Linked DNA regions of Homo sapiens: region 2 is linked to region 1. Evidence: chromatin loops called from intact Hi-C (ENCODE). Cell type or tissue: GM12878. All regions are shown on one strand. Each heading gives the region's core, and the rest is flanking DNA. Links, peaks and the distances in the headings are about the cores only. Region 1 overlaps LINC01122 (long intergenic non-protein coding RNA 1122). Region 2 has its middle 46 kb from the start of LINC01793.

Region 1 (15,343 bases), core at 2,742-10,741:
TATACTTAGCAGGGTGTGGTGGTGCATACCTGTGGTGCCAGCTACTTGGGAAGCTGAGGCAGGAGAATCACTTGAACTCAGGAAGCAGAGGTTGCAGTAAGCCAAGATTGCATCACTGCTCTCCAGCCTGGGTGACAGAGTGAGACCCTATCTCAATAAAGTTCAGAGTATTTAGGAAATAGGAGCTACAATATGCAAGTTTCCTTGAGGGGAGAAATTGAGGAAAAAGGGTGCTGTCCATAAAATGCAGTCCAGAATGGGACGGCTGCGTATGGGGAGGACAGCAGAGGTGGACCCTGAAAGAAAGGGCAAAGGGGCAACCAAAAAAATCATCACCACATTTTCACAAGTATTTTATTTAACTGGTTGTGTATTTCTACTTGAGAAATGTCTAGAAATATTGCCAAATGATTTATTTGCCAAAGAAATTCTAAAGTTTTGAAGAATTAAATTTTCTCAGGCAATATCGGTCATTTAAAACTAAGTGTTGTTATAATATAGCCAACATAGAATTTTATATATAGATGGTGATTATATGTTTATAATCACCGTAAACTCCAGAGTGCCTCTGTATAATTTTTTGGTGTTTCTAGAGTTTTGATTTAAGTTTTCAGTTTCACAATGAGTTTACACTTTTAATATGGCACAATAGAATTCAGCTCCTCAGTAAAATTCAGCAATTCTGTTCAGCAATTTTTATGCTGTATAAAAGATGCAATTTAGCAGAGAAGTTATAAGGGTAAGCTTTGGAGCCAGATCCCCTGAACGTGAATCCCCTTCTGCCATTTATTAGCTGTATGGCCTTGGTAAAGTTTCATAAATTCTCTGTATTTCTATTTCCTCATCTGTAAAATGGGAATAATGACAGTATTTCACTGGCAGGCTTTTATTGAGGATAACAGCAATTGAAACTCTTGAAGTGGTTAGAACCATGCCTGGCAAAAATGAAGTTCCATAAATGTTAGCTATCATTGCTGTTATTGTTATTCTTAGACACTTACCAAATTTCAGGTACTGGGGGAGATACAAGGATGAAAAAGATGTATTTCTATTCTTCAACTATCTTAAATCTTAGATCGCTATTTTTCTCTATTTTATTCATTATATTAGGTTGTATTACTACTGCCATCAGTGTTTTCTATCAGAATTTCTGAGTTCCAAAGTTGTATTATTGAAAGAAATATGGAACTCTTTTTATGGATTTTTTATATTTCCTGGGAGAGATAGTTACCTCCTTCCTAAGCAAGTCAAGACCTAGCAATTCACTGCCTCTAAGGTGAAGCAGCCCCTCCCTAGATAACCACAGTGGGATTCCAGGAAAATCCTTTGAGTATAGCAAAGGCCCTATGCTTGCTCCCCTCTTGGTAAATGAAATCATTGCTCTCCCTTTAAGACTAACTTATCTAGGGGTGATGTTTAGCTGACATTTATGTTGAGATCGCTAAGTGTGCAGCTACAATATATGCACACATTTCCAGAATACCCACCTGCCTCCTCCTCCTCACAACACAGCTGGGTCCTCACATGCACATTTGAATTTTTTTTAATGTACTCTTCCCTGAAACTAAGAAAAAGAGTGGAATCTTTTCATTTTTTTCTTTTCAATTTGTGTTAATATAGACATAAGCCTTTATTGGGAAAAGTGAAACCAATGTGTATGAAACTTGGACTATATCCAACTGAAAATAAAAACGAGTTCAGATGCTTTCTATGTTGGTTTTTGCCTCACATGCAGATTGTGCTGTTTGGTGAGAAATAATTAGTCATTTACAGGTTCATTACATAGTACGGTTAAACTTGACCTTCTCTTCTCTTTGGCTTGCTGGTGAGAGACCTTTCTCAGTAGGTCCAGCTGGCTAATATGGCTCTTATATGTATAAACCTATGTAGTACAGTCTGTATTTTCCAACTCTAATGTCACTCTCTTTGAGATCCCGATTTTACATATGGCAAGGAAGAGCTTATGTGTCATTCATTTTTCAGTTCTTTGTATAAGATCTCTAAATGGGACGTCCATTCTCCATTCTACCCTCTACAACAAAAACAGCACATTGTTATTTAAAAAGCAAAGGCTTTATAGATTAGTTGTTGAATGTGATATTCATCTCATGAATAACTAATAACATAAAATAAAGAACAATGAAAATGCAAATTATCTGCACATATACAGTGGCAGTTAGCAGTACGAATATCCCTCCTGAGTTTGTGCAAGGTAGGAAAAAGCCAGTCAAATTTCTGATTGTACCTAGTCCTTTGAGTTGTTGAGACAATATCAGAATTCATCCTTTTTAGGACTCATTATTAAGGCATGAAAAAAGAGATTGAAATCTGGTAGAATTTTAATTCTTTCGTTAGCATTATTAATAAACAAGAATTGGCAGGAGCTAAACTGATTGGCACATACATCTGGAATAACAGAAATAAATAAAGTTTCAGAATGGGAGGTAGGGCTTCTACTACAGGGATTTTGGTTAGAAAATAGCATGTGTGTGGCAACAGGTTCAAATCTAAACAAACCACAAATAAATCTTACTGAGAAGCACTTTTAGTGTGTAAGATAGGGACAGGTGGGTGTCTTTCTTCATGAGTGACATGTGTGGCTTTTATTTTGGGAAAGAGATCAGAAAGTCTGTTAGGGAAATGGAAGTGGAGTGTAGGTTACCACAGCTGTGAAAAACTAGCCCAGGGAGACTCACCAGGGAAAGGTCTCATCATTTTAAGTATCAAATTGCCCTAGAGCATTATTTGCTGGATTGACTCTTAAGAAGACCTAAATGGTAAAGAAAAAGATCTCTGGCCTTTGAAATATTTATATGAATACACAGAACCAAGATTTTGTTTCATGTGTAAATAGTGAATTAGCTTTATTCATTTGATAAGGAAGCAACATACACCAAAAGCACTGAAATTGTCTTTTTCTTTTTCTAAACTGCTGCTTTTTTCCAGTCTGTGTGCCCATCACGCACAGTACACTTGGTCAATGCATTCAGTGAGAACGATGATGGTTAAAGGTTGGATTTCATTTCCTTGACAGTCTGCAACCAGAAGATGACTCTCTGCTTTGGATTCTAGTGGTAGTTCGCCCCGTGTCACTTTTGGTAAGGATCCCACAGAATAGTCATGCAATATGATGTGGACAAGGAAGATGCAAACATTACAGGATGTGCCTTTTTATAAGGCATTAAATTACCTTCAATTCTTTTCTTTTCTGGGTGAAAGAGAAAGATGAAACTGAAGGCTCGAGAGCACCATTGAAAAGCAACAGGCCTCGCAGATGGCTGACCCAGATAACTGATAGCATGACATTACAGCCTCGCTCTGTGTGGTGAGCTCTGGCAACCCTGAGCCCCCTGGCTGCCCGCCACTAACTGCCAGGCTAAACTTTGCTTCCTGTGGTCACTCTGAAATTGTCGTTAGCCTAATGGAGGGGCTCCCCACCCTACCTACCCACAGACCAGGCCTCGATATTTCCTTCTGCATCACCTCTTGAGAGACTCACTGCATTGAAGAACTTGGGGCATTCATGAAACTTTTGTCTTGAGTCTAACATGGCTTAGATCAGTTCTCTTCAACCAGCTGTACTCCAGTGCCCTTAGTCACGTGGAAGAGTTAAACTCTTACTTCGTTCATGCCAAATCAACCCTCAGCAAGAAAACCATTTCTTTTTAAAAATGCAGAGAAATGTACATTGTACTCCATAATATGTCTGTGTTTTAATTTCTTAAAGTATTTAACAACCATCACCTGCTGCCATGACTGCAGCATTTTAGAGAAAAAGTGATGTTTAGTGTGATCCTTAAACCAGCAGTATCAACATCATCTGGGAACTTGCTGGAAATGCAGATTCTCAGACATCCACTTACAGAATCAGAAACTCTAAGGGTAGAGCTTAGCTATCAAGCTCCACTGGTTCTTAACAAGCTCTCTAGGTGACTGTGTTGTATAATAAAGTTTGAGAGCCATGTGCTGTGTTAACCTGGGGACTGTGAGTATTTTCTGATGTGGGTACTCTCAGGCATGTCATTCCCAAATTGGAGAAGCAGAAGATAGTTGATGGGAGCAGAGGTTCTTCAGTTTTTTTTTTTTTTTTAAGGAAATGTTTACATATGGGAAATACATATGGTCCCCAACTTACAATGGTTCAACCTACTATTTTTTTTAACTTTACAGTGGTGTAAAAGTGGTACACATCCAGTAGAAACTGTACTTTGAATTTTGATCTTTTCCTAAACTAAGATAAACTCATGACTATCTGTAGCATCCTCATCATCCAGCAATTAATTTTAGTTCAGTGCTTCAACATTCTTCAGGCCTACTGTGCCTTCAGCTGTATACATTAATGATGAATACTCGTACGATGATTCTGTTTTTTACTTTTGGTACAGTATTCAATAAATTACATGAGATATTCAATGATTTATTATAAAAATATGCTTTGTCTTAGATGATTTTGCCCAACTGGAGGCTAATGTACATGTTCCGAGCATGGCTATTGATGTTTGGTAGGTTACATATTGTATTAGTTCATTAGTTCATTGTCATAAAAACCTGAAGCTGGGTAATTTATAAAGACAAAAGGTTTAATTGGCTCACAGTTCTGCAGGCTGTGCAAGAAGTGTGGTGCTGGCATCTGCTTCTGATGATGGCCTCAGGAAGCTTACAGTCATGACAGAAGGTGAAGTAGAAGCCAGACCATCACATGGCAAGAGCAGGAGCAAAAGAGAAAGGGAAGAAGTGTTACACTCTTTTAAACAACTAGAACTTGTGTAAACTGACTGAGTGAGAATTCAGTCATCACCAAGGGATGGCACTAAGCCATTTATGAGAGATTCACCCTGATGACCCAATACCTCCTACCAGGCCCCACCTCCAACACTGGAAGTCACATTTCAATGTGAGATTGGAAGAGGACAAACATCCAAACCATATCAGTGTGTTAAATTCATTTTCAACTTATGATGGGTTTATTGGGACATAACACCATTGTAAGTCAAGAAGCATCTGTACTTACTTGGATGTACCCAAAGTTCATTGAGTTGGCCCTTTCATAAATATTTACTGAGCACTTACTGTGCAGGCACTCTTCTGTGCATTAGAGATACAACTGTGGACAAGGATAGCCAATAATCAAGTGTAATGTCAATAGAAATAAGTGCCACAGAGAACAATATAGCAGTATATAGGATCAAGAATGTCTGAGTTAGGATTGCTCTTTTGGACAGGGTGATCAGAAAAGGGCTTTCTAAAGAGGAAGCTTTTGAGCACACCTGAGTGAAGTAAAGGACCAGGTTATGAGACTGTCTGGTAGAAGATATTTCTAAGCAAACTGTGGATGATACCTTTGTCAGTTTCTCCAACTTAGAATAGAGAAGCCTCGATACTGAGAACATTTCTTATCTTTTCCTTCTGGGCTCTAGGTCACTGGGACTCACTGTCTCGTTCCCAAGTCAACTCTGTGCTGAAGACACGTTCAATAGGAAGAGGTGGTTTAACTCTTCTGGCAAATATTATGCATGGTGGCTGTCCCTGAGAGTATCTGCTAGAGCAAGGGGTCAAGCATTGAGTCCTAGGCCCTGGGTGAGCAAGGGAACCAACTGGAACTCTAGACCTCTCTCTCACATCTCCCAGAGCAAAAACTAGGAAAACAATTTGCAGTGTTTTTACTCCATAGATGACATTGAAGTTCTTCTCATGTCTGGATGTAGTGTATGGATGTGAATATAAATCTCTCACAAACTTTCGTACTTTACTAGTAGCAGCAACACATTACTTGTAACCTTACTTTGTGAGTATTCCAGGCACAGCACTTTGTCAAGACAAAGCCCTAGGTTAAAAAGTACTGTGAGAGAGGTCAAGGTAACAGATTCAATCCCTATCTGTGGCAGTTATCATTCCCCTAGAGACTCATGACCCTTCATAAAGTGGATTTTTTTTTAAGTAAATACCATTAGCATCAGGGAGCATGGGGCATGGAAGTACAAGTCATTCTCACCAAAGGCTTGCCAAATAAAGGCAATATTGACAGAGGGTTAAGACGGAAATTAAACAATTTGTTTGTTGCAAAGTATGGTGGAGGCTGAGATTCAACTAGCAGAAGCAAAAATCATTTCTCTTTCCTTAATTCATAGCCCTTTTTTTTTTAATGAAAATATTCAATGAAAGTAGTATTCAACAGTAGTTTATGATCCTGAAGAGCCACTCAGGGGTTTCCCCCTTCATCCTACTGAAAATGCACAGAGACTTCACAAGAGAGTTTCACTGAGCAGCAGTGGTGATAGTACAACCAGGGCTTTACCTGTCTTTGAAGATGAACAGCAGAACATCCATCATCCATGAGACCCACTGTGCTACCAAAAGCGTAAAGAAAACCATGAGTGCAGTGTTGTGATTCCCAAAGATATTTCTAATGATTTTCAAAACAAGAGCAAGAAAGGAGTCACAATTGTACTCTATTCCCACTTGAGATACAAAGGACATTTTCCCCAGGATATGGGGACTGATTAAGCCAGCAGTATCAACATTATCTGAGAACTTGTTAGAAATGCAAGATCAAGCACTTTCTTCTCATTCTTTTTCATTCATGTGCTTTCCCTCACACTGCTTTACTTTCTCTGCCTTTCATTTCTCTGGTTTATCACTGGCTCCCTCATCCTTCAGCCCTTGGATACAATGTGAAGTTTGAAACCTCCAGCAGTCCTTTCCTTCAAAGAAAGCATGTAACCCCCACACTGGAATGTCTTTGGAGCTGTGTGAATAAATGTGTTGAGAAGGAGTAGATGGTTCCCAGGTAATTTTTGCAGACAGAACGGCAATCCAATTCTGGATCTGCAGTCAAACCATCTGCAGAGATAAACATCAGAAGCAAATTTGTATTTGTGGGGGAAACTGTCCTTCGTCCTCAACCCAACATTGAATCTGAAATATTTACAAGCTTTATTACATGTAGAATTGGTTTTTAATGCTTTGAGGTGTTGTGTAGGTGAAAGGGAATGGAGCTGATAAATGTAGTTACATTCTTGCATCCATTGGTGACACAATTTTCCAAAAAAGTCATTTTGCATGTAGAAAAAAATAATGATGGGGGAAATGAAATAGTGTCATAAAAATGTATAAAATAATCTGGCAGGGCTCAAAATTTGAGAGAGATTTGAGGCCAAGCAAAAGACTCTATCAAAAAGACTTTAAATGCTATCTCCAATTTTCTTAAATTTAGATAATAAGAACATAACATTTTTCAATCTAAAATGATTCCCCTTGTTGATGGGGGTCTGAGAGCCAGGGCTGCAAGACTGTTCATTCTGGTTTATCTTCAGATGAAATCCAGCCATGGGGTTCAGGTGGAGGGCATCGAATTGTTGTGAGAAAGCAGTGGTGTAGAAATCTCTCATTGCACCGGCATCAGACTTTCTCACATACACAGAGATAGAACATTATAATTCTCCGCCCCACCCTGCATTCTTGTGGGATTTAAGAAATTCCTGCTCTCACTTTCTACAAGGGCTGGTGTAGTTCATGCTGGTGCCAAATTGGTCACAAGGGGGCACCGAAGTGCCACAAATTTTGCCCTGGGACCTTTCTACACATGCAAATTTCCAGCAACAGAGGCCACAGAACTGTGGCCCTTCAGGAGCATTCTTCCCAAGCTTGCTTGGCAGAGGCATCACCATGGTGGTTGGAATCATAAAACATCGCCCACAGTTTGTGTCTGCCCAAGTGTCCATCTTGGTGCCAGTTTGAAAGTATTCCACCATGGTGGTTGAAGCACCATATTAAGGTTCTTTCTTTAAAATATTTTTTTTTCTTTAGCTAATTCAGCCCTGCATCATGTTACTTTTAGAGAAATTGTTACAAAAATCCATTTGAGAGGAATCTGTTAATTAAAAAAAAATTGATAGTACACTTTCTAACAATACATTTCAAGTATTGGTGTCCTGAATCTATTCCTAACAGGGAAACTATTATTTTCTTTTTTAACTGTTTGCCAAAGGAGACAGTCATTTGTTTATTTATTTACTGTGCATTGTCTTTCCTCTTTACCTGAAAAGTGAAGAATTGGCAGGGTTCTTGCTGCAACATGAAGAACCATGGGATAATTTCATGGAGCAACAGTGAAGTTATATGTTAGTTTCTCTCACTTAGAGAAGATGGGGAATTTGACTATTGATTTCAAATTTTCTCTGTCTGGGCAGGAGAGCTTGTATTTTATTAAATGCAGTCAATTTGTGGTGAAATATTCTTTTTATTTTTCAAGATAGATTGCTGATTTACTTTAGAAGGGTGGGAAAATAAGTCTGTACCTGCTGAGTGCTGAAGAGAAGTGTTTATTTGCTTTATTGATTTGATCCATTTTTGTGAGATGTTTTCTATGTATTTTTCATTTGGCTACAAAACCTGCCCACAAATGGTCCTGGCTGTTGTACTGCTTCAGCATTCTGGAGAATAGCTCCAAAGAGTAGAGTTTGGAATTTGCAAATAATTCTTTTGTTGGAGAAGCCTTTCGTGGAGAGAAGCTCTGTGCCTCGGATATGGACAGGCTTATAACAGCAACCTCTATACTTTCCAGTGATCTTGATTGGTTAAGTTGTCTTACGGTTCGAGGGTATGAACAAAATAAGTTTTGGCTTCCCAGCTAGGACCCTCAGATCATTGTTAAGTGGGAAGCATGATCAATCACAGGTACTAACATAAATACCAAGAATATTAAGCTTTCAAAAATGGTCCTTCTGGCCTTGAATTCTTTATTTGGTATCAGAGGATGAAAGCTTCCTGTTTAAAAACAAAATGATGATACTGCTTCCGATTGAAAACTTATTCATTTATTTAAAAGCTAGACTTAAAAAAAGCTAGACTTTTAAAAGGCCATTCAATTATGATGAGCAAGAAGAATGTCTGATCTATAGTTTTAAGTGGAAAAGTATAATGTACATACTATGTATATAAAATTTTACTCAAAATTTTACATACAAGATGTAAAATGTGAGTATGTTTATATGTAGCAACTGGGAGGCATTTTGGATTACATAGGCTATTTTGTAGGGATTTAGATTATAGGTGACTTTAAACAAATTTGGTTGTGTTAATTTTAGAACATTATTTATGCTAAAAAAGAGCATTGGATACTTTTGTAAAATGATGACTCCTTTATGTGATTGGGACTAATTATCTTGACATTTTCTGGCTGAGTTAAAAAATTTTTTGAATGTTGGGTTTCTTTCAAGTCATATCTGATTCCATTAGAGTTGACCATTTCTACTTTCTTTACAGAGGAAATCAGACCAAGATTTTTAGATCTAGACTGGAAAGATAAACATAAATTTTATTGCAATTTAAATTACATATAGTATCCATCCAATTTTGACAGAATAGGCTCAGGATTCATTGATATTTTTTATTTCTTCGATAATGAGGTAGAGAAAATAAACTTGACAAATTCTAAACTATACTCAACTGTTCTAGAAATAATATATAATAAGCTTCCATTAATGGAATGACCTGTTGCAATGAAGTATATTTTTAAAAATCCTTATGTATATATTTCAAGATTAGAAAGCTCACACACACACAATTTTTTTTAATATATAAAGGAGAAAACAGGTTTGTCATACAATTAGTTCATATACATATGAGGTCAGTTAACTCTGTTCAGCTTTTAGTCATGCATAGAAGGATAGCTAAAGATAGCAGATTCAACCCACTTCATTTCCTATGTGCGCCTAAAGGCACTGATGCTGAGTTTTGGCAGAGAAAATAAATTCAAATATAAGAGGATGTAGGCATGTTGATTTCCAGACCAGAGAAAGAAGTTAAAGAAGTAACTTTGTTTTGGATAGAGGTGGGTGGGAAGGACGCTCTCTTTGAAGTAATGTTCGGAGCTTAGATGATGTTCTAGGAGCCTTTCCAAATTTAATTATTTTTGTGCTCAGTATTTCAAATTTCAAATAATTACAGTTATCTAAATTTCAATACAGGCATATGGGTTCCCCATTTCCTGTGACTTATAACTGTACTTGTTTGGGGGAAGGAAGTTTCAAAGGTGAGATTCATTTTCATGGTGGCTGTGGTTGTTTCCATTGTGCACTTTTCCAGGCAGTTGTTGTGAAAGCAGCCCAGGAAACTTTGCTTATCACTGGCTAAAAGGCGATACTTAAAGGTGAGCTTTTGGGTGGTGGAGCAGGAAGTGGTGAAAGAAATACATAAGAAAGTAATCTTGGAACAAAAGCCTTGCCAATTTGTTCATTCTTGCATTTTTAAAAAAAAAAGAATAATAAAGATTCGATAATCCTGGATTCTCAGAGCAATGCTTCCATCACTGTGCTTCATCCTGAAGAGCAATTTGTTCATCTACATTAGGTTTCTTATTTATATTCACATATGGATAGGTATTTCTTTACATTCGGCTGCCTCTTATTATATACTGAAAAGACAATATGCTTTTCCAGTCTTGTAGCATTGTTGCTGGTTTGGGACATCCCCACGTATTAAAAACATGCAACTGGCATAGGATGTTTACCCCATTAATTAAATTTTTCCTAATGCAGTTTATTGTGGGTGCTATTTTCAGGTCATGCTTCTATTTGTAGTCTCTCTCTCTCTCTCTCAAGTAGATTTTTAAAAAAACAGGTCTAGAAATCTTTGTGAAACTTAAAAAAAATTATATGGAGTTATAAGCATTTCTTTCAAATTAACGCTTATTTAGATACCTAAAATGTTATCACCTGGAGTTTTTTTTAATGTAGATAACTCAACTTGACTTCTATTTTTTTCTTGTTTAAAAGTTTGTTGTTGTTGTTGTTGTTTTTAAAATGAGAGTTCTTATTGATGGGAGAATACTGAGCCCCCCTTTCCCTAATATGTAGATGAAAAGGGGAAATTAATGATTGACTGAACTTTTCACTTTTATCCAGATGTCTTTGCTTTCTGTCTACTTAGCCTAAGTGTGTGTGTGTGTGTGTGTGTGTGTGTGTGTGTGTGTGTGTGTGTGTGTATGTGTCTACAGGCATGTGTTCTAACCCTCCAGTCCCAGGTAGAAATTGGTGGGGTCAGTTCTGGGATGGTGATAGAATCTGGCAGCATAAAGTGGTGTGGGTGGGTGTCGCTTCAGCTAGAACCAAAATGCTCAGATATCCTTGCAGGTACAGGTGTGCTGGGATGGACTGCAGGACTATAATGTGGAGATGGCACCTGCCAACAAATTCCAGTGACCAAACAAAGGGAATGACTGCTCTTTGGAGACTGTAATTGTGGTCTCACAGCAGATCTCACATTGTTCTATGCTCCGTGGTAAAGGGACAATTTATGTGTTGTTTCAAGAAATTATTATTCACATTTCTTCAAAAGAACTCTGCTTTGTAGTATTCCTGGGGACATTCCTATTTGACTGCAACAGTGACTGCCTTAAAGTGGTGAGAAAAAGTGATCTTCACACATAGAAGTTAGGAAAGCAAAGGTGATTGGGGACTGTGGTATAAATGTGTTATTAAAATTCATCTCTTATATGGTGAGCTATATCTAATTTCAGAAATAGATTTTATCAACCAGAATCAGCAATATCTTTCAGTCTGCAGTTCTCTGTTACACAGACACATTCTCTATTAAATATATTTTTCTCTTAAAACTGGGAATATTATCTGATGCCTGTGTATGAGTGACATACTCCAAGTCCCATCTGCTGATCTACCTTTCAAATATTCCGATGTCCTCCTTGTTTCCCATTTTTTACTGTTCAGGTCCTCCACAGAACATTACTGTCCCAGCAGACCTTTTATCCAAGGACTGTTGATCACAACCCAAGAGCTGTCATCCTATTTGCATTCTGTGGAAGCATCATTATTCACAACACTTGATGTCCATAAAAACACATTAAAACTATTTCCTTGAGCAAAAATAATCAGCTCTCTGCTGTACATATCATTTGTGTACTCAAATTGTAAAATGTAAATTGATATATAAGAAAATGGCCCATTAACTTTTTCATTAATGACAATAATACATTTTGTACACCAGCAGTAGGAGGATCTTGCCTCTACTTTAGCAACCTGAAGGGTAAATGGAGCCCTCCTTCTTTTTCTTTTCTAATTTCATAAAAATGGTGGGTATCATCAAGCAGAGATTCTTTTATGTATCTTACTTGCCTTAAAATACAGAACCTTTGATTTATTATAAAATTAAAACTACCCTGGTATCCTATGTGTGTTTTTTTAAAGAAAGCCAAAAATAATTATTTACTATTTGATTATGCCTGAGAGGACAAGTTTTCACCATGGATAACATGTAATTATCTTAAAATGTTTATTATAGTTTCAGTACTTAATTATATGCTCCCATATTACATTTAAAGTATTACCAAAATCTTAAAGTATTAAAAAAGGATGTCTTTTATAGCCAGATAACTGTCATAAAATGCAAATCTATAACTGATCTGAAAACACTGAATATAACTTTTTGTTATGAGATAGGGATATTTTTATTAAATTTCATTAGGATTTACTTTGATTACTTTTTGATGAGAATGTAGCATAAGCATGCTTTTTATACAAGAGAATATTGAATTAGTCAGTTGTCTTTTTTTTCAGGTATTAATGATAGTCATATTCTTTCAGGGATGTAACTCCTATAGTGCCTACATGAGCAGTTGTCAAACCACAGTATTTGATTGAAACATGGATTAATAATTTGTCTATCACTGATACATCATGCACTAAGAGATAAAGAGCATCTGATATTAACTGAGAAATAAAATCTGCCTTCAGTAAATTGCGTAGAAAAATTACACAGTACATTTAAATTACCATTTGCTTAGCAACATGCCCTTGTAGCCATTCCAGTGGGGCTATAAAATGATCGATTTACTTTAATTTTCTACTGAATCCTGAAAAAAATGACTATCAGTAACCTATCCCTTCATCATAGCATGCTGATTCACTCTGTGTATTAAATTTACTGGCAAGGAGCAAGACGTTAACAAAAAGTAACAGATAATGTGAACATTTCATGCATAATCTGTAATATGAGATATGTATTAATAGGGAAATTATGATGCATTCAATTATTCTGAAATGCCTTCCAGAGATGTTTTGATTTGGCTGCGCTCGGATAGTAGCAGCACAGCGGGGAGCATCTCAAGTGATGAATAACCTAATCTCCTAATCTCAAAATGGGCACTATTCACAGTTAGCCTGGGAGAGGCTGGTGGAAGAAAGCACACTTTGCAGACAAGGCCACTAAGATGAATCCAACAAAAATAACAACTCAAACAACAACAAAATAACCAGCACCCCAGCCTGCCAGCCTGCTACCATGCCACCCAGCCTTTTAAAAATCAAGATATGAAATGCAGAGCTCTAAGGAATCTGTTTTGTTCCCTGTGATCACAGTGGTCTAGATTCCAATCGGAGAGGTACCTTTCCATGCCTCTCAGCCAAACTTACAAGACAAAAGGCTATAAAAATGATTGCACTTGCCTTAGTGCTGTTAGGACTCTGGTATTTATGAGACATTATGTAAGCACAAGAACCCTTACTAATTTGCCACGTTTCATGCACACCTGGAATAATCTTCCCCGTGTATACCGGCTTTTTTTTTTTTTCCTTTTCCTTAATTTCCAAAGAAAGCCTACCCCAACAGGAAACTGTTCATTTTGTGTCATAAGCCCCCTGTTCTATAAAGCTGCTTGGGCGTAATTAAGTGGCTACGTTTACTTCTTCATGTGGGGAACAATGGTCTGGCTCCTTGGAGAGGTCAAGCAGGATTTATTTTATTGTGTACAGAGTCGGAGGAGTGGAGGAGGTTGTCAAGACAGTAGCTGGTCATTCCTTTGCCATTTATGTGGCCCTCTCTATGTAAGAGTAAGGCTGTATATATTTTTTCAACCTCTGATTTGCTTCCCTTTTTTCCTGGGATCATTGCTACAAAACTATTAGGTAATACTCTGTTGTAAGGAAAATCAGTCCTGAGGAAAATGTGCTATGCATGTATGCCTTCCCCCACCCTCAAATTACTTGATTGCAGCGGGCTCACTTTTTGATTAATGCAATTTTGCATAAGGTAATATTACACGAGTGTATTACTTTTCAGTAATTATTCAATGGAGTTAATATGGCAGACTTCTTGAAGAAAAATTAGAACCGTGGCGTCTCATTTCTCTAAATCCCCAGCACTGTTCAGTAGGGTAACAATAATAATTATGTATAAATAAATAAATTTCTTTTATCAATGTTCACTTGGGCTAGAAATAACGGGCAGCCTCATCCCCAATCAGAACACTAACGGCTGTACTTTTTAATTAGCAATGTTCCGAGGGGCAGAAATGATTTTATGTGCAGTTTTGTTATGCTGCAGTTTGGGAGAGTGACACAGTGATTTGTTATAACAAGGATCTTTGCAGTTTAATCATCGTGTGAAATTATGTGTGCTATTTTGCTTTTGCTTTCCCTTGCACCTTTGAGTTTGCGCCACTCCACAACGGAGGACAGGAAAGGCTCGTGGACTCCTTTTCCTAAAGCAATTTTCTCTCCTTTAGGTCTGATTTCACGTGAGCATCATTTTAAATTCCAGCAAGATGTGGTTCTATTTAACTAGCCCTTGCTTACAGAGGTCCCATGCCTACTATTATATTTCCTTACCATGATACATACTTTGCAGTGCATTTTTCTCACTAATCATGGTTTAGCAAACAAGGAAGGAGGGCCCCGTTTTATGAAACTTTCTGATGAGTGATGTTCAGTTTATTTCAGTCTTTAGTATACTAGAATGTACAATTGCTCTGAAGATAAATAAAAGATTCAGCCGGGTGCCACTGGAGAGCAGAGCAGCATGTCTTTGGCATTGCTTGAGACTTATCTGATTTGGATTTGTATACCTCATGGGGAATGGCAAAATATTGGAACAGACGGCTTGATATTTCCGAAGAATATAGTGGGCTTTATTAGCACCAGTTTCGCTCCCTGACTGACGGCTTTTTCAAATTTTTTATCTTATTAATCCGTGCTACTGTATGTAAATGTTATTCCTCTCTGCATAAGGGAGGCAACCAGCGATTTGTAATAAATGCTTATGAGTGCCTGAGGCTGCACTTAAACTTTAAAACATCTATTATTAAGTTGCAAAAAAACACTGTAATGGCCAATAGTGACCTCATAGGAATTTTAAACTGTGGTCTGCTCTTCTGCATTAAAAACAAAAAAATTGCCTCAAGTTAGAATTATGAGCAATGCTATTTTAACAGCTGCATTTTGATTATTAAAGTGTGTTTTACAACTGAATTACAATGCTTTTATGGACTCTAGGTATAAGATTTAAAAAGGTCATTAAACATAGTCGGGTTTTGTCACAGTAGGTGTCATTG
Region 2 (15,343 bases), core at 4,082-12,081, 410 kb after region 1:
CATACCTGCATTAGGACCAATCTGAAAAAATTTGACACTTGGCAGGTTGCAGCATCTTCTACTTCACCGACTCCCCATGACTCAGTCAGCTTCTGTGGCCTCCTCAAGATCAGAGCTCTGTGCAACCTGAGGAGTCATTACATCTGATCAAATGCAATTTGCTTTGCAATCCATGCTTATAGTTTTAGTCCACAAGTATTACTTTGAAAGGTTCAACCACTTTTTATTGATTTGAAATTTAACATAATGAATTTGGGACCAACAAAGGTGTTTTAAAAGTAAAAAATAAATATTAGAGCTCTGTCCCCAGTTTCTGGTGCACAAATCCTAAAATTCTTGGACTTTCCTGAGGACTAAAACTATATTTGAAGCTATCTTTTGTATGCTAATTATGTTACTCATGGGGGCAGGAGGGGGCATGGAAGGTAGATATTTTCAGGATGGGGAATAGTCTCCAAAAGGATAAGGTGTAATTAGAGGGTCTGAACTTTAAGCCCCAATCCCCGGCCTCTGGGGAGGGGAGAGGGGCTGGAGATAGAGTTAATCATCCATGGCCAATGATTTAATCAAGCACATCAACATAATAAAACCTCCATAAAACCCCTGAATAAAGGGGTTCAAAAGGGTTGGTAGACACCTCCAGGTTCTGGGAGGGTGGGGGTGCCTTGAGAAGGGTCAGAAGCTCCATGCCACTCCCCCCATACTTTGCCCTATGCATCTCTTCCATTTGGCTGTTTCTGAGTTGTGTCTTTTATAATAAACAGGTAATAGTAGGTAAAGTGCTTTCCTGAGTTTTGTGAGTTGTTCTAGCAAATTATCAAAATGGGACTGGAGGGAGTGGAGAATCCTCAAATTTGTAGCTAAGTCAGGCAGAAGTGTGTGTTATCTGGTGACCTGATTCTGGAGACTAGTATCTGAAATGAGGGCAGTCTTGTAGGACTGAGCCCTTAAACCTGCGGAGTCTCATGCTCACTGCAGGTAGTTCGTGTCAGACTTGAATTAAATTGTAGGACACTCAGTTGTTGGAGAATCAGAGAACTGAAAAATTAGTGTGGAAAATACAATATGTATTTGATATGAGGAGGAAAAAAATCCTCTCATTTGACGTCAGACGTGCTGTGAGTAAAACCAGCTCAAAAGAGTAGGTCCTCATCAAAAGATGGCTTTGTCTCATCAGATTTTTGTTTTGCAGTTAGGGGCTCTGGAACTTCCTTAGACCATTTCTTAGAAGAAGCTTGAGAGTGACATGGTTAAATTGCACAAATGCATGATCTTGGAAGTGAAACAGACCCCATTTTTTAGAGAAAAATACTGATTATACTAAGCAGGAGTATTTGGAGGCTGACAAAATAAGCAGTCCATGTAGGGGGCACTTCAGTTGTTTTAAGAGTTGGATAGAACATAGTATAGAGGAATTTATCAGAAAGATTGGTATCCTGTAATCTAGGATCATAGGCAGCAGGTTTGTATCAGGCAAGTGCTTTAGCAGTAAGTAAGAAGCAGGCCTTTGGATCACACAAAGCCTGTCTTGGGAGTAGTCAGAGGATGAACTCTCAAGCCAGCCAGAACAAGGCCAAGGCCTACAGAGACCATGTACAAGGTGAGTTCCCAAGATTTCTCTGTCACCGAAGAATCACCACCGTTGGGATTCCCAGGTGACTGGCTTTTAGGAACACAATGCCTAATTATCAGAACAAAGTGAGAGTCAGAATTAACACAAGAGAGGCTTGATGCTGAGTCCCAGAATGTTAGACTAATGCTCTTTGACATCCTCTTTCCTACGGTGAGGTTTCGACCAAGAGTTTAGCAGTACTGACCTTCAGGTTGAAGCCATTGTCCCACCTGCAAACAAGATATGATGGGATGTTTTGACAATTATCTTGATCAGAAAGTTGCTGAGGACCATTTTCATGTATGTAGAATAATTAGGAAGGGCAGATATGTATTTTCATTGAATTTGTGTAAAATTTTCAATGACTTTGTTCTGGATATGTTTCTTCAACTACTTGTTATCCTGATGGAAAATAATTAAATTTCTACTCTGTGCAGTGAAGTGTTCAAAGAGCTCGAAAAGATACAACTATATATAGTATTCTCCTTTAGTTAAAGACATAAAATACATATGGAATAACGACAATTAACCACATATGGGAACTTAAAACTAAGTGTTTCATATAAGAAATACAGACAAGTCCTACTAGAATTCTAAAGAAGGCAGAACACTTTTGAGCTTTGATGAGCATGGTCAGACAAGGTCTAAGAAGTTAATCTGTGTCTTAAAGGAGCGGTAGGAGCTAAATGTTAAAGAGGATCGGGGAAGTTTTTGATTAAAGACAGAGGATGGAATTGTTATGGGTTGATTTTTGCCCCCCCCAACCCCAAATCCATATGTTGAAGTTCTAACCTCCAGTATTTCAGAATGTGAATAGTATTTGAAAATAGGGTTATTACAGAAGTGATTAGTTCAGATAAGGTTATACTGGTGTGGGCTGGGTCTCCAATCTGATGTGACTGGTGTCCTTATCAAAAGGAGAAATTTGCACACAGACACACAGGAAGGAGGCCAGGTGAATATTGGAGTTATGTTGCCAAAAGCCAAGGACCTTCCAGAAGCTAAGAGAGAAGCCAGGAACAGATTCTTGCCTAGCACTTTCAGAGGGAGTATGGCTTGGTCTTGAACTTCTAGACTCCAGAACTGTGAAACAATACATTTTTGCTGTTCAAGCAACTCAGTTTTTAGTATTTTATTATAACAGCGTAAAAACACAAACACAATGACCAAAAACACAGAGGCAAGAATGCACAGGGCAGATCCTAGGGAATGCTAAATCAATATACACTGTCAATACCTAACGCTTTCTAAATGCCTATCATCAATTTCATGCACATTTTATAAATTTTATTCTTGTGATCATTCAATAAATTAAGCCCTGTTATTCCCATTTTATGGATAAGAAATAGAGATTTGGATAAGTTAAAAAAATCTCCAATGGTCATACAGTTAGGAAAGTACAGAGAGGGTGGTAAGAGATACTGAAAGAGCTGAGGAGCTGATGAGGACAGAGTGTCGGGCATCTCTGAATCTCTATCATTGATGCATTTTCTCTGTACCAAACAGAAAATGACAGACTAGCAAAAATACACTGCTGAGGAAAGTAGAGCCACCATGGTTTATTTCTGAAAGAGACCACCAAATTGGTCCTCACTTAGCAAAATGCTCTCATTTAGCAATGGGAAATTCATATCCAAAAAGGATTAAAAAAAGTCGTGGAAGACCAAACAGCTAGTGTGGAGTTATCACTAGGGACTAAGCTGTGTGGCTGTCAGCCCAGAACCTCTTCACTATATCACCTATGTGTGTAAATAACATTGATCAGGGAGGCATTCGGGTTTTATACACCTGCTCCCGCCTTTCCTTTTAAATGGAGATTAGCAGAACTCTCACAGCAGGCACCCATCCCAATCCAAGGAGGAGATTTCTGATCAGTGGTGCCCTGCCCTGGGTTTTGCACCTGCCTTGTGTTTGGACAAAAAGAAAAATGGTACCTCTCCCCTGAATTGACACATCGCTATTTCACTAAGCATGCAAAGTGTTCCTGCTTGGGCTGCCTTGGTAAATATTTACCTTGAATTATCACAGGCTTGAAACATCAGCTGCCCAAAGGAGCCGAATAGTGACTTTGGACATTTGGATCTGGAACCTGTGAGGAATAGAAATATAGCATTGCATGTTGTCAGAGTCTCTGGTGTGCCAAGGGAAAATGTACTTTATGCAGCCACAAGCTTGACCTCCAAGAGCCTTAAAAAGCCTCACATACTCAAAGGTGCATTACTAGGCCTTACATTAATTCATCACGATAGCTAAAGTGCTGTGTGTAAACCACAGGAGATCTGAATCCCCTGGGCATCCAGGAGTCAGCATTAATTGCTTCAAGTTTAGCATAGGGAGCTATAAGTGAACATAGGGGAATGACTATTTGCATATTGTTTGCAATAAAGCTTAGAAATGGTTCCAGATGTCCCAGCTTAAACCTTTTCCCCAAAAGTTTGTCCAGGTTGGGAATCAGCACAAGCCAATCTAATAGAAGTTTCTTCTAGTCTGTCTCCTCCTGTTCCGAATCAGAACTTGCCGGTTGCTACAGGAATACTCGAGACAAATTTTTATTCTGAGCAGGCTGGACATGATTTGTTAATTCACTTCTGAAATAACAATTGCAGTTGGGAGGGATCAGTTGAAAGCCTTAATTACATTGGAAAATATGCTTCACTGTAGCCTGCTCCTATCCAGGGTACAGAACACATAATTATCATAATTTTCAAATTTTATTATTATTATTTGAAAAAATTTGATGGAGAGCAGACTCCGTCAACTTAGCTACTTCAAAGCAGTGGCCGAGTCACATTTAAACCTTTGAATAGATGATTTCCCCAACTTGCTTGTTAAGGCCTCTTAAATGGGAAGACATCTATGGGCTGTTTACAGCCTCAGATGTGATTTGTCCAACAGAACTAGCTTCCCAGTTCCTTTTTCTTCCTTTGTGCCAAGAGGGAAATGCTCAGGTGTGCTGTTGCCAGAGTGATTAGGCTAGCTGGGAACTCTCCTTGGACAGGAGGTTGGAAAGCCTTTGGGATCATGCCCTCTCATCCTTGTTAAATGACTCTGTGTGTGTGTGTGTGTGTGTGTGTGTGTGCACGTGCACGCACACGCTTGCTGCATGCACACCTGCCTAGAGGGAAGAAGTTTGTTTTCATTTTTTAAAGTCCCAGAATATTTTTAAAGATAAAGCAAAACATTTCTGAAATAATGTTGGTATCTGTGTTAACCAGCGAGGGTGCTGGCAGAAGCCTCATTTGTGGTTATTGGCTTTGTTATCAACTTACCATGTCTTTAGAGAGTCTCTGCCTCTGGGTTTCTAACTGTAACCCTGGGGTGAGGAGATCTCTCTCCACTTCTTTGGGTGGCTGTGATGTTTATCAGACTAATGAGTCCAATTCTGGTGTCAGTGAGTTCTAGCATGTCCCTGACCCAGTTCTCACCTGACCTATGAATTATCTACCTTCCATTTCCAAGCTTCCTCCTTCCAAGTTGCCATTGATCCTTAAATAGTAATAAAACCCAGGGGAGGAGTTAAACCATTTTGAATAATTCAAACCCTTTGTTCAAATGGATCCATTTAGGAAAACAAATCAAATTTTTAAAAAACATCCAAAGTAATAAGAAAGACTGGTTGGCCTGAATTTAGCTTGAAGGTAAATCATCCTTCTGTAAACTCTCCTATCCCAGAAAGGTATCTAATGGTTGTCTGAATAGGAAGCAACTGAGTAGAAAGCACAGAGCATTCAAACCGGGAAACCTGGAATCTAGTCTTGGCTCAGTCACTAACCAGGGCAAAAACCTGGGGAAAGCCTCCTTATGGACTTGGGCTTCAGTTTCCTCCCTGGTAAAATTGTAGTCATAATATTGGGTCCTCTTACATAATTTCTCGAAGCATGCTCTAAATGTGGGCATTGTTTAAAATCATTAGAATTGACTCAGAGCTTTGAACACAGTAGGAACTAAATAAACATTTCTTGTAGTGAGTTTACCTCCCTATTTCCCATTTTATTTTCAGAAAATATTTTGCTATTCCCTGAAATGACACAATTCCTGTCTATATCTTCCCTGAATGTGAGGGCCCAGGTGTTTTTTTGTTTGTTTGTTTGTTTGTTTGTTTGAGGAGAACTGCAAAAGCAAATATAACCACTGAGGACCCCAATGTCTCTTAGAAAGATAATATTTTATTCTCTCCCACAGACATAAACAAAACATGTTTATTTGGAGCCAATGACATTTTAGGGTCATTAAGGTCTAAAGATGAAGGGGCTTTAGAGAAATTAATGTTCATTTTTTGTTTTCCAACTCCATTTTCAGAAAAAGAAGCCAATGCTAAGACATTGTTACTTGCCTAAATTGTTGTGCTTTCTTACCAATTGGAGGAAGGTGTCTGACTTCCCACCGAGGCCTGTAATCTTTGTGCCCCCTTTAAACTAATCATTTGGTAAGACTCTCTGCTGTGAAGAACACAACCTTGGAAATACTGCTCTTGTCTAAATGCATTATCTTACAGAGAAGGAGCCTCAGGTCCACATGGCCCTCTGCTGAGTCTGAGGAGGGAGAGCAGGAGTCACTTTTTCTCTAGGCTCCAAGCAGCTCCCCCATGACACATCATGGACAGCTGTTTCTTGAGATACAGTTGTGTCAGGACTCTCTTTCCATAGCTGCTTTCTTTGGCACCAAGGCTAACTTTGACAAATCTCTCTATGCCCCAATTTTCTCTGATGGAGAAGACCAGAGGCAAAGCTGTCATATTCAGTCTCTACCCACCTCCTCACACCCTCTTCCTTGGGAACATCTATTTCTCTCTTCAGATAACAGCAACTATGGTGTGCTTAGTGCTTTTCCCAGCATCGTCAACACACTGCTTCCCTTTGGCTTCCTTCACCCAAGTAGGTAAGTCCATTTTCTGATCTGATTAAGTTAATAGAAAAATGGTCTCCTTCTCCTCCTCCTCCTCTTCCTCTTCCTTCTTCTTATTCTTCTTCCTTTTGGTTGAGTTGTATGAGATCTGACAAGGAAGAATAAAGGCCAAGAAAAGGAAGAAATGATGATAGTATCCTTGGCTGTAGCTATTGTTCAGGAGCTGAAGCTTCTTCTGGTTTTCCTCAGCAAGAGTAAGTGCACCTTTAAACAGGTGGAGACTGTGTTAAGACAGCTCATCACTCCTTTTTACTCAGCAGTTTATAGATTCAGCTCTCTAGTACCAATGGAAAAATTGATTAAAGCCTTCCCTTGAGGACACATCACCTCCAGGCATTATTATTTCAGAAGTCAGAGCTTCTTCACTTTGACAAACATCGTGAATACCTGAAAGGAAGGGGAATAAATGGGCCTTGTTGCCCAAGGAATAGAAGGAGTGAAATGACATAGTATCCTAGATATGAAGACACTATTGCTCACTATTGGCTTTGAAAATTAAAATGTGTCCCACCTAGTACTATTTGTGAGCACTAAGATAAGTAGGAAAATACCTGGCCACAGCTTTTGGTGTAGGAGAATGGTTAAGAAGAAAGATGCAAATATGTGGTGTTTCAATTCCTCCCACAAACACCTCTTCTCCTCTCTGCCTCCAGACTTCTCTAGAACAAAGGTCTCATTTTTTAACCTATCTAGGTGGTATCACTGGCAGTGACAACATATTGATTATCAAAATATAAAAATTTAGAACATATTGAGATGGACCCCACTCTTTGGGGTGTCATATGGGAAGAAAGCCCATATTTCCAGGGCAGAAGCTTGCTCAACTTATGAGAAATAAAATCAGCTTGTGATTCTCCCTGTCTGCTTGGTCTGCAGGCTTCTATTTCCATCATCTCCACCATTGTAGGACTGGTTTTGTCCTCACACACACATTGCATTTTGCCCATTACATCTGTCTTACTGTGGATGTCTGTTTGAATTTGATTCTATACAAGTTGGAAATTGGGTGGACCGGAATAGTGCATTTTCAGTACCCTCTTGAATGAATTCCATGGTCAGCATGGGGGATGGCAGCATTGACCCAAGAGGTATGGAGGAGGAAGTGGAAACTTAAGGAAGACATTAGTGAGGCAGTCAGAGAGCATGTCAAGGTGATTTGATCAAGTAAAGAGGGAGCAGTGCCTCATGTTGTGGCTTATGGTGTAATTGTAAGCAGGACACATGTGCCTCTGAAGGGGCAGCAGAGAACAGTGAGGCTGGCAAGATCAACTTCAGTCAATTTGGCTTATCTGAAACTGAAGAGTTGCCTTTCCCTCATTTGCTTTTTAAAATTAATTAATTAATTTATTTATTTTGAGATGAGGTCTCACTCTGTCACCCAGGTTGGGGTGCAGTGGCATTATTTTGGCTCACTGCTACCTCCACCTCCCAGGCTCAAGCGATCCTCCCACCTCAGCTTCCCAAGTAGCTGGAACTACAGGTATGCACCACCACATCTGGCTCATTTTTTAAATTTTTGGTAGAGACGTGGTTTTACCATGTTTCCCAGGCTGGTCTCAAGCTCCTGAGCTCAGACATTCCACCTGCCTTGGCTTCCCAAAGTGCTGGGATTACAGGCTTGAGCCACTGAGCCCCACAGGCTCGTTTGCTTTAAAATGTCAACATTTCTCCTCCTCCTCCCACTCTTCTCCCAACTTTGGAAAGGTGTTAAGGAGATATCATATGTGGACTCTTCTGCTGACATGTTTCTGAAAGACCTTGTCAACTGGTACTAATTGTTGTGACTGCAAACTTCCATTCCATCCTGGATGCTCTTAACATCCTGGGCCTATCTCACATTCTCATGTAGTTTTATTGGCATTCACAAGACCTCAACCTCCAGAACCTGTGGGCGGAGGATTACCCAGGTGCCCAGGCAAGAGACTGAAGGCACAAACTGTTTCTGTATAATAAAGAAAATAGTTAGAATAAGAATAGTTATAATACAAATTAGATATAGAGATGATCATGGACAATTATCAATCGTTAGCATAAACATTATTAATCATTAGCTTTTTTTTTTTTTTTTGAGATGGAATCTCGCTCTGTCACCCAGGGTGGAGTGCTGTGGTGCCATCTCGGCTCACTGCAACCTCCTCCTCCTGGGTTCATGCCATTGTCCTGCCTCAGCCTCCCCAGTAGCTGGGACTACAGGCGCCCAGCCACCACGCCTGGCTAATTTTTTTATATTTTTAGTAGAGATGGGGTTTCACCGTGTTTGCCAGGATGGTCTCCATTCCTGGCCTCCTGATCCGCCCACTCGGCCTCCAAAAGTGCTGGGATTACAGGTGTGAGCCACCGGGCCCAGCCCCCTAATCATTAGCTTTTAATATTACTCTTTGTTGCATTACTAATATAACCTAGGAATAACCGGCAGGTATAGGGTCAGGTGCTGAAGGGACCTTGGGAGAAGTGACCTAGACGGCAAGAGGTGAGCCTTCTGTCATGCCCACATAAGGGCCGCTTGAGGGCTCCTTGGTCAAGCGGTAATGCCAGGGTCTGGGAAGGCACCCATTACTTAGCAGACCGCGAAAGGGAGTCTCCTTTCCTTGGAGGAGTCAGGGAACACTCTGTTCCACCAGCTTCTTGTGGAAGGCTGGATATTATCCAGGCCTGCCCGCAGTCATCCGGAGGCATAAACCCCTCCCTGTGGTGCTGTGCTTCAATGGTCACGCTCCTCATCCACTTTCATGTTCCTCCCGTACTCCTGATTCCTCTTTGAAGTACATAGTAGATAGCGGTAGAAGGAATAGTAAAGTCTTAAAGTCTTTGATCTTTCTTATAAGTGCATAGAAGAAAATGCTGAGGTATGCTGCCTTCTCTCTCTCTGCTTCGGCTACCTAAAAGGGAAGGGCCCCCCGTCTTGTGATCACGTGACTTGCTTCACCTTGTCAATCACTTACAAGATTCACCCTCCTTACCCTGTCCCCTTGTCTTGTATTTAATAAATATCAGCGCGCCCAGCCTTTTGGGGCCACTACCAGTCTCCGCATCTTGATGGTAGTGGTCCCTAGGGCCCAGCTGTTTTCTCTTTATCTCTTCATCTTGTGTCTTTATTTATTACAATCTCTCCTCTCCGCACACGGGGAGAACACCCGCTAAGCCCCATAGGGCTAGACCCTACATCTGGTACTCCAATGTGCCTTTCTCCCTCGCTGTGTGAAGTTGCGCTTTGAGCCGGGGACTCAGCGGAGGAATTTCGACGACAGATTCCTGAGGATTGCGGTCATTAAGCTTGGTGGTAAGTTTGGGCACTCAGAGTATCTAGGGGACACCATGGGACAAGCCAGTACTAAGTACTTGGCCTATTTAAATTTCATAAAAACCCTTCTTAAAGAAGGAGGAATTTCAGTTTCCTCTGACAAACTGATTGAACTCTTTGAGGTCGTTGATCTCATTTGCCCTTGGTTTCCAACTGAGGGAACTTCAGAACTTAAAGACTGGGATGAGGGGCCGACAGTTTAAAACTGCTCATAGAGGGGGACATGTTATCCCGCCTGCCATTTGGACAGTTTGGTCCTCGGTTCGCTCCATTTTAGAATCCTTGCAGCCACAGGAGGAGGGAATGGAGGGTACTCTACCTTTCCTCTCCTCTGAAGAGGTTGAGGAAGTCCTCAGTACTCTCTCTCCAGAGGACGCCGCACAACTTGAGGCCGTCATTTTAGAAATGGACCCCTACTCTGATATTCCTTTGGCACCACCAAATACACCACAGCCTACCGCGCCTACTGCGCCCCCAATATCGCCTTATGAGGATTTTGTGGAGGATCTCCTTCCCCCAGATCCAAAAAAATCCCTCTAAAATGCACTATCAGCAGCCGTTGCGGCCCAAACCTCCTGTACTATCTCAGCCTTGCTATAGGGCTCTCCACCATCCGCCTGTTCAGCCCGGTTATGAGGCTCTCAACCCTATCCCTGTTCGGCTCGATAATGAGGCCCTCAACGCTATCTCTGCACTCAATTCTGCCTTTCTTTCTATGCATCAGGCTCCTCAGAAGTCTGACTTGCAGTCAGTGCACCAGCCTGGAACTCAGGCCCTGCAGTCAATGCACCAGCCTGGAACTCAGGCCCTGCAGTCAATGCAGCAGCCTGGAGTTCAGGCCTCTGAAAGACCTGCACAGCAGGCAACCGCGCGTCAGCCTGGCTTAAAGGCTCTCAATTTCTCCTCTATTCAAAACTCCAATTTCCTTTCTGCTTCTGGTCCGGTCACAACTGCTGTTACTACCCATAAGCAACAGGTTACATACCTTCCTGATAATGACACCCCTCTTATGAGGGCCATTTCTCAGGCAAGGGAATATGGGGATCCCGAGGCATGGCAGTTTCCTGTTATTTTACAATCTGCTATACCTGCTGCCTCTATTCCTGCCGCCCCTGCTCCAGCTGGCTGCACCAGTTCAGCCACAGCCCTTTGACCAAGCTCAGCAGGCAGCTGATCCCGCTGCCGCTGCTCCTCCAGACCCGCAGCTTAATGATCAGGCCCCTCAGCATTTCTCCTCCTCCTCTCACTCTTCTCCCAACTTTAGAAAGGTGTAAAAGAGATACCATATGTGGCCTCTTCTGCTGACATGTTTCTAAAAGACCTTGTCAACTGGTACTAATTGTTGTGACTGCAAACTTCCATTCTGTCCTGGATGTTCTTAACATCCTGGGCCTATCTCACATTCCCATGTAGTTTTATTGGCATTCACAAGACCTCAACTTCCAGAACCTCCTACTTCACCATCACAGCAGCCTTTCTGTCAATTCTTCCGCACATAGCCCACAATGGTAGAGCTCTGTGTGACTTTAGCTAAAGGCACCTAATTCTCAGAACTCATTTTTCCCCCTGTCCAAGGGCCCAGGCACCAGCTGTATTCCTTTATTTGCATTAGAGGCTGTTGAGCATATTCATTGTGAGTGAGCTGTGTTTAGAAACTCAGAGTGCATTATCCGTCAAGCTATCTCTGTTGATATGCATGTTGTTGACCTGTACCTCACAAGGGCACCAATCAATGTTACAATGTTCTATCTCCAGCAAAACCTGGGTGATCTGATGGACTCTCTGGGTAATATTAAAACCTGAGGAGAGAAGTGAAAAGGGAGGCTTTATGAAAGCGACTTCCGAACACTATCCAATTATTAGTATGATTTTTTATAATACCAACGGTTTCAAATTTTATTGAGAGAGAGAGTTTTTCCCTAGCCCTCTTGGGAATGATTTTATTGAAAGCATCAGAACGAAGAAGATGGCTGCATCATTTCTGTAGTGCCAGGGGTCAGAATCTTTGACTGGTTTGGTGTAATGTGCACATATAAAATTTCACTCAGTCCTTATTCATTGCCTTTTATTTAATATATAATCTGGCTAGATCCACTTTTGTTTCTTTACATTTACTGCTTGCCTGCATTAGGTTATTCTTTTGGCTGCTTTAATATGTATATATTAAATCATATATATATGTATATATATATTTTCTGATCAAGATTCTTACATGAAGGAAACGTTTTGCTTTTGCTCTTTTTACAGAGTAATTACAGTAGCATAGATGGGAATGAGAAACTATCCATAGGACAGCTCTTTATGTTTGATAGCCATTTAGTTTAGAATGCTGTTGTTCTTACAGAAGTAAGTGTCTGTGCTTTTCCTTCCCTCCCTTCCCTTTCTCTGTATTCCATACCTACCCCCCATCCCATTAAATATTATTCACACTCCATAGCCCACCAAGAGCACTTTAAAGTATAATAGATTTTTTGAGTTGCATTATTTAAAATGCACAAAACAAAATGCAAGAGCTACATTTGTAAGGAGAGCTTGCTGACTCAGAAGAGTGTCCTCTTCTTTAGCCTCTAATCAATGGAGAAGAGCCCTAAGCAGAAAAATAAGAACAATGAGTGTTATCAGTTTTATTTGTGAAAGCCCAGTGACTCCCAAAATATGAAACTCCCTAGTAAAGTTAGATTAGGGGATGGCATTGGGATCTGGGCCAAAGTGGTTGCCTCTTATACATTCCCATTGTATTGACAATAACTGTCTCTTGGTGAAGGACCGAACTATATAGGCTAGCAATTTGTTGAGTATCATATGATAGGAACATTCAAAATAACACTGCCTAAACAAAATAGAAATTTATTTATCTCCCACATAAGAGAGGACTGGAGGGAGGCAATCTAAGGTTGCTGTTGTGGCTCCATTAAGTCATCAATGACTTATGTTCCCTCTAGGAAATATGTAGCTTTGCATTACCTATGTTATGGGTGTCTACTTGTCATCTAATTAATTGTACTCCCCATGCCCCCTAAAGGTAGCTTTCAGAATTTCCATGTGATGCTGTCATGTCTCTTTGGCCAGAATGTTGTCACATGGCTATCCTGAGCCACAAAGGATCATAGGCAGCATTGTCTTTTAGGTAGGTAATATTGGGCCTACTAAGCATGGGGATTCTTATTTCTAAAGAAGGGTACAGAGAAAATTGAGGTGACCTAGCCATTTCTGAAAAACTTGATGGTGAAAGGATTATTTAAGGTGAATCATGCCTCTTTCCTGCTGATTCCCCATCACCTATAAAATAAAGGCCAGTCTTATAATCATGACATGTAAGTCGAGTGACCATATAATTTATCATCTAAACTAGGATATCTTTGAAAATAAAAAGGAGAACTATTAATAATACACCATGACAGCAGGACTATACCAACTCTCTTAGGTAAACAAGGATGTATGAACTAAGCACTAATCACCTTTTAGACCTCATCACCCTCGACTTCTCCACCTGCACTTTATTTTCTATCTATAAAAATAGTCTGATTTTCCCCAAACATAGCATGAGTCTTCACATGCCATGGAATTCCCATGTCTACCTTGTACCTAGTAAATCCTTATTTGTTCTTTCCACCCCTACCCAATCTTAGATATTTCCCTGCAAAGTCTCTCCTAATCAGGCTTCCTCAATTCATTGTGTTCTTTGAAAATTATTAAGATTTGCTTACATGTTTACTTCATATCAGGACAGGATATGTTATGCTGTGGCAAAAAAAAACTCATACAATTTTTATTGCTGTTGCTCATGCTTCACAATCAATTTCAATTGGCAAGGAGGCTCTGTTCATTGCAGTTCATTGTAGGCTGATGGGAGCTACAGCATAGCAAATAATTGCACAGCAGAAACATAAGAAAATAGGATATGGTAACTCACATAAAGGCTTTTAAACATTTCCATGTAGAGAAGACACGCATCAGTTCTGCTCATACTTTACAGACCAAGGTAGGTCACATGGTCACTTCTGACTTCAAAGCAGTCATGAAATATGATCCGACCATCTGCTTGGAAATGGAGAGAATAGCACTAACTTATTAGATCAGGAGCTGGCAAACAGTTTCTGTAAAGGGACTGAGAGTAAATATTTTATGCTTTGTAGGCCATGGAATTTCTGTTGCAACTATTCACTTCTGCCATTTTAGCATGAAACCTCCTTTAGAAAATACATAAATAAGCAAGCATGGCTGTGTTCATAGAACTTTATTTACAAAAACAGGTGGTGGACAGGATTTGGCCCAAAGGCCATAGTTTGCTGACCCCTGTATTCTGCTGAGAACTTCATTTCTATTACTTGATAAAGGTGTCTACAATATGCTGAGTGCAGTGGCTTGCAACTATAACCCCAGAACTTTGGGAGGCTGGGGCGGGGGGCGGGCGGATCATTTGGGCTCAGGAATTCAAGATCAGCCTGGGCAACATGGAGAAACCCCATCTCTACAAAAAAAATTTGAAAATTAGTGGGGCATGATGGCTCGCAACTGTAGTGACAGCTACTTGGGAGGCTGAGTCAGGAGGATGGTTTGAGCCTGGGAGGCGGAGGTTGAAGAGAGCTGCACTCCATCCTGGGCAATGAGGGAGACCCTGTATCAAAATAATAACATGGATAATAAAATAAAAAGGTGTCTACAATATATCAGGTTCTTAAAAACATCTTATTGATTTGTCTGAAATACTTAAATATGTCTGAAGCAAATGAAATGCTTCATTTTTCCATCTGTGAAACTAAGTAAATGTTATATTATTTTACCCATTGTCTTAGCCCATTCAGTCTGCTATAACAAATTGCCGTAGACTAGGTAGCTTATAAGTAATTACTTATTTCCTATAATTCTGAATGCTGAGAAGTAGAAGATCAAGGTGCCAGCAGATGTGTCTGGTGAAGGCTGGCTTCCTGGTTTTCAGAAAGCAGTCTTCTCACAGTGTCCTTACATGGCAGAAGGAATGAGGGATCTCCCTGGGGTCTCTTTCATAAGGGCACTAACTCCACTTATGAGGTCTCCTTTCTTATGGCCTAATCACCTCCTAAAGGTCCCATCTCCTGATAGCATCACATTGAGGATTAGGTTTCAACATGTGAACTTTGGGAGAACACAAATGTTCAGCCTATAGCATCCACTCCTATAAAGTTTTTATAGGGCAAAATATAATAGGATGAGCTAGGAGCGGTAGTTAATACTTGTATATAAAGTTTTGAGAGGTGTAAAATCTAAAAGAGTCTGGCCAAGAGATGGGTGGCTACCTGTGGCAAGATATGCACAGGAATTGACTGAATTCAAAGTAAGTAGCCAAGCATCTGTGTCCAAAGGACTAGTCTAACCAGAAATAATTGGGGCGGGGGACTGGAGGAAGTGAACTCCAAAGAAAGAGATTGAGTTCAGCATCCTGTTTCTCCACACAGGCATATAAACCAACATTCCAGGGCCTAGAAGATAAATTATCATTTATCAAGAATGAAAGTTGGCCAAGTTCTGCACTGGTATTTAATATC

What was found. Peaks named below come from ENCODE experiments on the same cell type or tissue, not always from the same donor. Only the 100,000 strongest peaks of a DNase experiment are listed, where the experiment ranks them.
Region 2: it touches region 1 in a loop (3-fold over the local background); 26 of 110 quality-filtered maps call a loop at or near these places.

Annotation. Positions count from the first base shown.
Region 1 is chr2:58,754,851-58,770,193 of GRCh38, forward strand. All of the region lies in intron 2 of LINC01122 (long intergenic non-protein coding RNA 1122), which reads left to right. Among named protein-coding and RNA genes, the nearest start is that of LINC01122, 240 kb to the left of the region's middle. In GM12878, for the core only: a CTCF peak has its summit at 7,536 (motif pointing right); a DNase peak (open chromatin) is centred at 7,547; H3K27me3 peaks cover 180 bases.
Region 2 is chr2:59,164,091-59,179,433 of GRCh38, forward strand. No RefSeq gene overlaps it. Among named protein-coding and RNA genes, the nearest start is that of LINC01793, 46 kb to the right of the region's middle. In GM12878, for the core only: no CTCF peak of the experiment used is centred there; a DNase peak (open chromatin) is centred at 7,111.